3 separate regions of the Homo sapiens genome follow, and all the other regions are linked to region 1. The links are chromatin contacts, found by Hi-C or POLR2A ChIA-PET in ENCODE. All regions are on one chromosome and are shown on one strand. The core of a region is the stretch at or near the end of the contact, and the rest is flanking DNA. Distances in the headings are between cores, read along the strand shown.

Region 1 (2,537 bases), core at 19-2,518:
TCACTGTATGTTCTACTTGGTCTTCCCCTTCAGGGCTCAACATGCCCCCCACTGCTGAGCAGAGGTGCCCACCTCATTGTTGTTACAGGAAAAAAATAATCATGACAGCAACAACCACAGCTTCCTGAACAGCTGCCGTGTGTCGGGAAGCTGTTTCATCTCCTCCCAAACTCCCTTTGAGTTTCCACAAGGGAACTCATATTACCCCTCACATACTCAGGGAGGCCAGGGATGGTGGCACAGCCAGGCAGTGGCAGAGTTATGGTCCAGCCAGGCTGTGCAGGGGTGCACTGACCCTGACAGCTGGTCAGGCAGATCCCTGCCCAGCTCCACATTCAGTGATGCCTCATTGGCGGACTGGATTGAAATCAGCCATGGAGAAAGCATTTACATCAGGGAAATTGGCCGGTGCTACAGAGCCAGCTTCCTCCCCTCTGCCCCAGAGAGCTGGTTGTTAAGCTGTTACCAGCACACCACAGGGACCATCTGCCTCCTGAGCTCTCCATGGCTTCTCCAGCCCCACCAGGCATCACTGTCCTTCAGGACAGGGCTCCCCTTTGTCGGTTTCTGCTGTACCTTTGCTGATGCCACCGGGGCTGCCAACCAAAACCCTCAGCAGCCTCCCGCGCTGGGCTCCTCTAGCAGGCCGGGGAAGCTGCCAGCGCCAAGAACAAGCACGTGTTTCGTGCTTTAGGACGGCTTCAGGCGCGTTTGCGGAGGCCGGATGAAGCCACAAAGCCAAGTTGGCATCTCCCCCGAGCTCCCACATCCTCGAGGGCCAGAGTCCCACAGGCTTTAGAAGCTGTGGGTGCGGAGGTGCCAGACGGAGCCCCGAGCACTCCCTGGGAGGCAGCGACAAGGGACTCGGGCACTGAGCCGGCCCTGCTGCTGCGGCGCTTCATGACACACACGCCTCCTCCTTCCTGCAGGAGCCCCCTCTTCCGACGCCTTGAACAGATGTTCCACCACTAGAGCAAGCTTTCGGGGAGATGGTGGAAATGAACGGTTTATTCCCTTCAGAACTGGCTACAGAACCCAGTGCGGGACCCAGTGGGGACCTTGCTCAAAGACCATGAAGAGTCTCAAGGCACTGACAGCACAGCATGAACCCAAGCGGGGCCCTTCAAGGCAACGGACGACCGCAGGGTCAGACCCTACCCAAGCCGGACTTGCGACTGGCCTAGAGGCCCCAGGAAGGAACCCCCTCGTGGATGCCTCCTAAGCTGTCCCTGGGCTCTGAGACTCTGGGCTCAGGCCTTGGCTCTGCTCCTATGTCAGATTCGCAGTGAGGTGTCACGCGTCTCCCTGGGGTGGCACGGGGACAACAGCTGTGCTCCACCTGTGAGCACTTTACAACACGACTGGGCAGGCCAGGGCAGACGCTGGCCTCGCTCCTTCCCGGACAGCTGCGGGGGAGAACGCCCCTGTGTGGTGCAGGCTGCTGCGGGGGAGAAGACCCCCAAGACTCCTCACCTCCACCCCCTGCACGTGGGAGCCAGGTCCCCAGGCAGGGGCGACGGGCTGCCAGCTGCCCCGTGTGAGCAGCCTCGCCTGCCCACTTTGGAGCCAGAGGAACAGCAAGCAGGCTCCAGGCCACGGCCCTCCCGGCTCTGGTTCCCTCTGCTTGTCCCTTGGAGGGGCCCATACGGGGCCTGATGCCCAGGAGCCTGCGGCCCCCTTGTCCTGGATCTACTCTGCGCTGGCTTCCAGGAGGGAGGACCCCCTTCCCCCACCACGTCTCATGCCAGCCTCGGCGCAGCTCCGGAGAGCGGGAGGCGGAGGCTCAGAGCGGTGCAGCCCCACCGGGCCCCAGCCCGTTGCCTCCGCCCCCACCTCACCCCATCCCCAGCAGCACCACTTCCGCTCAGGCCTGGCTGCTGGCAAAATCTCGGCACAGAGGGAGGAGGGGGAGAGGAAAACGCATGATTCCTCCTCAAAATGGAGTCAGCCGAAAAAAGCGTGAATGCAGAGCCCGAAGAGACTCCTGGGGGAGGGGAGCCCCTGCAGGGCCAGCCGAGGGCCGGCGCAATGGCTTATCTGAGGGACAGGCAGAAGGACGGACCCCCACGGTGGACCCCAGCTACGCACCGTGTCGTGGTGGGGCGGGAAGGCGAAGGTGTACTCGTCTGCCAGCAGCCTGCGGTAGGCGTAGTCCTCGTGCGCGCGGCTCCCGTAAGCCCCGTAGTAGTCGTACTCGAGGACCTGGGAAGAAAAGACGTGGTCCTCAGCCTGCCTCTTTGGCCCCTCCCCGCTTCCCTCCCCAGAGCGGGGTCCCGCTGAGGCTGTGATGGGGTCAGGCCTGGCCCTGCCCTCGGAGAGCCCTGCACTGAGTGCCCGTGTGTTGTGGACGCGGGCAGGGGGCCCCCATGAGGTCCAGGCAAAACAGAGGCACAAAGGAGGCCGCAGGGTTGCCTGGTGGGTCTGAGAGCCCAGCCAGGGCCCAGGAGGCTGGAGGAGGAGCTGGATGCACCCAAGGTGGGGAACGACAGGGAGAGGTGGTTACCCAGGACCTCAGCCAGGGCTGCTCCCTGGAGCCA
Region 2 (2,537 bases), core at 1-2,500, 330 kb before region 1:
TTTTTTAAACCACACATATACAAGCCTTCCGATAAGTCTAGGCCTCAGAGTTTGATGACTCACTACCACCTCCAGAAAAATTTAAAAATTTAACCATCACTACTTAAAACTCTAGCAAAGCCACACGAACACATTAAGTAAACCGAGGAAAAAACGGCAAGTGGGCCACACAAGGCTCTCCCTGCGGGGATAAGGCTGTTAATTTGTCGACATAACGGGATTCTTTTAGAAGTAAAAGGCATAAATCTGCGTAACCACCACCACCTTTTGTTTTTGTTTTTTTGTTCTGTCAAGCTTAATCAAGAAAGAGGGAAGGGAGTTGTGTCCCTTCACTTTGTAGGATCGGATCCTGTCCACCCAGTTCCCGAATGCTCTCAACAGTTACCCAACCGCCTGTTTCAAAGGCTTCCCTGTTGCTCAGAATGCCACCTGGACACTTCTGGAAGGAGACTATCAGGGAGATAGGCTTCCCCTCCTCCCAGGCTGTGTACAGGTCCCCACTCAATCCAGCCCAGGGCAGAGTCCAAACGGGGAGGGAGACGCAGACAGGGTCAAAGGGACCCCAAGAGTCCAGCACATCTGGGAAAGAGAAAAGGAAAAGGTGCTGTGGCTTCCTGTAGCTGGGGCGCACGCCAGCGCGCCCCCTTTCCTCTGGGAGGACCCCCGGCCCCCGTTCGTCCCCGAGCTCCCAGCCCGCCTCCGGGAGCCCCAGTGAGAGGAAAAACGTGCGGGGACCCCCCAGCAGCTCCAAACGCCGAGGCGCTCCCCGCGAGCCTCAGACCCGACCCAACGCCAGGACTCGCGCCGCCGGCCCGGGAAGAAACCCCCACAGCCCGCGCCCCGGGCTGGCTGGAGGGTGGGGGCGGCTAGCCAGGCAGGGCGCCGAGGCCCGGGCTCCGGGAGCGGCCCAGCGGGCAGGGGAGACTGGGCCCGGAGGCCGGGTTTGGGGCTGTCCAGCCGGGACAGAGGGCCCGGGCGGGGGGGTCCCCCTGTGGGAACAAGGAGTCAGGGGGCGGCCCGGGCCTGGCGCCCTGCGCTGGGAGGCCGACTCCGGAGCGGCCCGGGCGGCCTGGGTCGGGACCGGGGCCGGGGGAGGAGCCCGCAGGCCGCACCTGGTCGGCGAAGTCCTCGGCCGTGCCCATCAGGTCGTTCTGGCCCATGGCGACGGCGGGAGGCTCGGCTCGGCTCGCTCGCTCGCTCGCTGGCTCTCGCCCGTCGGCGCCCGCACCCGCTGCGGCCTCCACAGGAAGTGCCCGGCGGCCGGCCTCGCTCCGCGTCGGCTGCGGCTCCAGCGGCTGCCACGTAGGCCAAGCCTTAAAGGGGCCGCGCGCCGCCCGGGCCCGCCCCGGTGCGTCTTAAAGGGGCCACGCGCCATCCCCAGCCTCCCGACCCATCCGCTCGAAGCCACGCCCGCCGCGCTCGACGCCACGCCTCTCACGCTGGAGGCCCCGCCCGCCGCGCGCAGGCCCTGCGGTCCCTCCCGGCCCGGCGGAACGCGTCCCTTTTAAGGGGGCGGGGACCTGGGGGTCTGGGGCCAGCGCGCGGGAGGGACGCCTGAGTGCCTCGAGGGCGCCGTTCGGGCGGGGAGGATCCCGCGGGTCCCACTGACCCACGCGGGGTGGGGCCAGGGGTGGACGCTCGCCCGTACGCGGTCGCTACTGATCATGCTTGGGCCAGGGTCCAATCGCAGGCGCCCCACGCAGGGGGAGCGAGGCCCAGGGTCCCCCGGAGAGCCCATGGAGAAGTACCAGGTGCCGAGTGTTCCCTGCGGGGAGGCGGGAGCTCCGTGGGGTAACGGTCGCAACCCTGGAGCTACGGCCGGCGGTTCCGACCGAGGGCGGCGAGGGGCCCGCGCCCTGGCCAGTGTCGGCCTGCAGCTCCTAGGTTGAACCCGGGGGGCCTCCAACGGTGACCTCCTGGGTGCCCTTTGCCACTCAGTTTCCCCCTTTGTGAATTGACTAAGGATTCTCCAGCCCTGGCTGAGTATTTGAGGGCGTGGGGCAGCTCCTCTATCCTTCGTGCCTGGGGTCTGTGCGCTTGGGTCCACCGAGGCAGGACCCCCGGGAACATCCCGAGTACATAATTGGGAGCCCCCAGTCCCCTAAAAACACCCCTGCAGCGTGGGTCTGTGAAAATGTTTGAGACCTAAAAAATTCACAAAACACAAAAGGAAAGCTGCAAAATAAAAGTAAATGTTTAATTAAATGCTTCTATACATGATATATACACTTTATTAAATGTTAGATTCAGCATTTGTGAAAAATGCATTCGCTTGGAAACAGTTTGCGGGTTAGATTTTTGTCACTTTGGAAGAATTGTCTTTGTGTGAGAGGACTATAGGGCGTTGCCAGAGGTGAAGCAGATGAGCTTCTGGTGGCCAGATAATTTTTAAAGTAAAGTTGTTTTTCAGATTAAAAAAAAATAGACGTTTCAGGAATATACCTGCTTTTGGAAAAAAAAATAGACTTGATTCGAGATACGGCTCCATTTTACTGTTTAATTTGCTGCCTAAGCTTGAACGCTCTCACACCAGCTCT
Region 3 (2,537 bases), core at 12-2,511, 280 kb before region 1:
GATGATCTATTTAAACTTTTCCAGCCTATTTCCTCATCTGTACAATAGCGATGATGGAAGTGTCCACCTCACAGTCTTATTGTGGGGATTGCAACACGCATGGCATAGAGCACATGGCAGAGTGCACATTTTTAGGAGCTCAATTAGTATTTACTTCAAGACCGTAAGTGTCGCTAGAACCCCATCACATGTCTGCTATCTGCTTTTCACTTCTACACAGGAATCTTCTTTCTCCCTGTCTTGCTACACAGACCAGTGTGTTCTTTCGTTGTTGTTGTTTGAGATGGAGTCTCGCTCTGTCGCCCAGGCTGGAGTGCAGTGGCGCGATTTCGGCTTACTACTGCCTCTGCCTCCCGGGTTCAAGCGATTCTTCTGCCTCAGGCTCCCCGAGTAGCTGCGACTACCGGCGCGCGCCATCACGCCCGGCTAATATTTTTTGTACTTTTTTAGTAGACACGGGGTTTCACCATGTTGGCCGGGCTGGTCTTGAACTCTTGACCTCAGGGGATCTGCCCGCCTCGGCCTCCCAAAGTGCTGGGATCACAGGCGTGAGGCCCCGCGCCCGGCCTGGTTTCGGGATTTTAAGCTAAATTTCTCTTTGTAAAATCCATTCTAGTTAGTTCATTATGCAAAAGGTACAAGGGTTTATCTTTGCTTTTTTGTACTTGAAATAATTCTTTCATCAATTTCTTTCAAGCAAACAAGTTCGAGACCTCCCTCAACAGGCCACCTTTCTTGTGAAAAGCTGTTTACAAGATTTCGATTCAAATCTGCCTTTACAGGTCTTTTGGGGCTACCCAAGTCTTTCCCTCCGTCGCGTTCTGCGGGAATGAGCTGCGCAGCGCTCCGCCCGGGCCCCCTCAAGCCTCACCTCTTGCAGCGCCTTCCAGTTTTGAGAAAAGTCTTCTGGTGCCTTTGGAGGTCGCACCACAGCACCGGGGCCGCTTGCTGGCTTCTTGCTTACTTCCCGCGCCTTGCTTTTCCAAAACCTTTTTTTCTTCTTGTTTTTCTTCCGAGTGAGCGTCTTGACAGGACCCGGCTTAGCCACGGGGCTGCTCGGGGCGCGCTTGGAGGCGGGGACCTTCGCCTTCCCCATCCTGCTGCCGTCCAGCGCCTGGGCCGGCGGCCACCCGAGACCCCGGCCTCCCCGGGCCCGGCGCCCTGGCAGCACAAGCGCCTGCCCAGGCCAGGCCGAAACACACCCACCGCAGGGACCCCGTCCAGGAAAAGACTCCGGAAGAGACCCCGCACGCGTTGCGCATACCTCAGCACGCACGCTCCAGTCCCCGGAAGCGCTCGTCTCTCCACAACCGGCTGGAAACCGGATCCCTGCCTCTGGTTCCGCGCAGCCTGGGCGGTTCACCCGCACGGGACTTGGGCCGCCGCCTTAGCCAGCGGCATCCGGGGTCATCGACCTCGAGTTTGACTGGGGCAAGCCGAGGACCTCCCCAAGATCCGGGATGGGGATGAGAGATGCGAACGCCGGAAGGGAACTGGGGGGCCGCTGTGTGTGTAGCACCTGGTAGGGCAGCTGAGCTGGGGGCACTGGGCGGTGGGGCTAGTGAGAGCCGGGCTAGGTCGCTCGCCTGCGTCCTGGACTCTCGAGCCTTTCCCGCCTTGGGCTGCTCCTTGCTCAGCCTCACAGCGGCTCATCTTCCACGTACAGTGGGGAAACTGAGGCCCAGGCACCGGGAGGAGTTCCTGCCAGTTCACTCTGTAGCAGGACGAGCCGCAGACAAGAACCCCTCAGACACCGAATTGTAGAAGGAAAGGGCTTTATTTAGTGGGGAGCATCGGCAGACTCACGTCTCCAAAAACCGAGCTCTCTGAGTGAGCAATTCCTGTCCCTTTTAAGGGCTTACAACCCTAAGGGGGTCTGTGTGAGAGGGTCGTGATCGATTGAGCAAGCAGGGGGTACGTGACTGGGGGCTGCATGCACCGGTAATCAGAACGCAACAGAACAGGACAGGGATTTTCACAATGCTTTTCCATACAATGTCTGAAATCTATAGATAACATAACCGGTTAGGTCAAGGATTGATCTTTAACCAGGCCCAGGGCGCGGCGCCGGGCTGTCTGCCTGTGGATTTTATTTCTGCCTTTTAGTTTTTACTTCTTTATTTGGAAGCAGAAATTGGGCATAAGACAATATGAGGGGTGGTCTCCTCCCTTACTTCTGCCGCCTGGGTTCAAGCGATTCTCCTGCCTCAGCCTCCTGAGTAGCTGGGACTATAGGTGCACGCCACCACTCTCTGCCAATTTTTGTATTTTTAGTAGACCTGGGGTTTCGCCACGTTGGCCAGGCTGTCTTGAACTCCTGACCTCCAGTGATCCATCCGCCTCGGCCTCCCAAAGCGCTGGGATTACAGGTGTGAGCCACCGTGCCCGGCCGGGAGTGGGTAGATTTGATGTGCGTGTGTAACAGGCAGAGGTTGATGGAGTAACAGGGAAGTGAGGCTCCTAGGATTTTGGTCTGAGCAATTGGGTGTGGCCATTTATCATCTCAATAAATGTCTGCGGGGAGCAGGGTGAAGTAT

Evidence for each region. Hi-C counts contacts between places; a loop is a spot of excess contacts on that map. ChIA-PET counts read pairs that join two places held with the same protein, here RNA polymerase II (POLR2A). Pooled maps may share reads with other maps.
Region 2: a loop to region 1 is called in a pooled map, with 2.5 times the contacts of the local background. The contact joins the promoter of SURF4 here to the enhancer-like site in region 1. A Hi-C loop is called at or near these places in 5 of 50 pooled maps. POLR2A ChIA-PET finds 5 or more read pairs at or near these places in 2 of 52 experiments (A673 and activated CD8-positive, alpha-beta T cell).
Region 3: a loop to region 1 is called in a map of naive thymus-derived CD4-positive, alpha-beta T cell, with 2.9 times the contacts of the local background. The contact joins the promoter of REXO4 here to the enhancer-like site in region 1. A Hi-C loop is called at or near these places in 4 of 168 maps with a recorded cell type or tissue (chondrocyte, naive thymus-derived CD4-positive, alpha-beta T cell, ovary and 1 more) and 6 of 50 pooled maps. POLR2A ChIA-PET finds 5 or more read pairs at or near these places in 3 of 52 experiments (MCF 10A, activated CD8-positive, alpha-beta T cell and activated naive CD4-positive, alpha-beta T cell).

The regions. Positions count from the first base shown.
Region 1 is chr9:133,700,828-133,703,364 of GRCh38, forward strand. It overlaps SARDH (sarcosine dehydrogenase), which reads right to left. Exons shown (of 21, transcript NM_001134707.2): 13 at 2,089-2,202. Among named protein-coding and RNA genes, the nearest start is that of SARDH, 36 kb to the right of the region's middle. Within about 2 kb of position 1,269, at least 13 of the 41 ENCODE cell types and tissues checked have a DNase peak (open chromatin) inside an H3K27ac peak, as active enhancers do; they include A673 and ovary, where a contact is called at or near this core.
Region 2 is chr9:133,374,810-133,377,346 of GRCh38, forward strand. SURF4 (surfeit 4) reads right to left here and starts at 1,251. Exons shown (of 6, transcript NM_033161.4): 1 at 1,113-1,251. The coding sequence starts at 1,160. It overlaps STKLD1 (serine/threonine kinase like domain containing 1), which reads left to right and starts at 1,557. Exons shown (of 18, transcript NM_153710.5): 1 at 1,557-1,751. The coding sequence starts at 1,665. RefSeq lists silencers at 676-955, 966-1,205, 1,296-1,795.
Region 3 is chr9:133,416,749-133,419,285 of GRCh38, forward strand. It overlaps REXO4 (REX4 homolog, 3'-5' exonuclease), which reads right to left and starts at 1,262. Exons shown (of 8, transcript NM_020385.4): 1 at 872-1,262. The coding sequence starts at 1,096. It also overlaps a transcript of ADAMTS13 not described here. RefSeq lists a silencer at 1,007-1,246 and an enhancer at 1,357-1,576.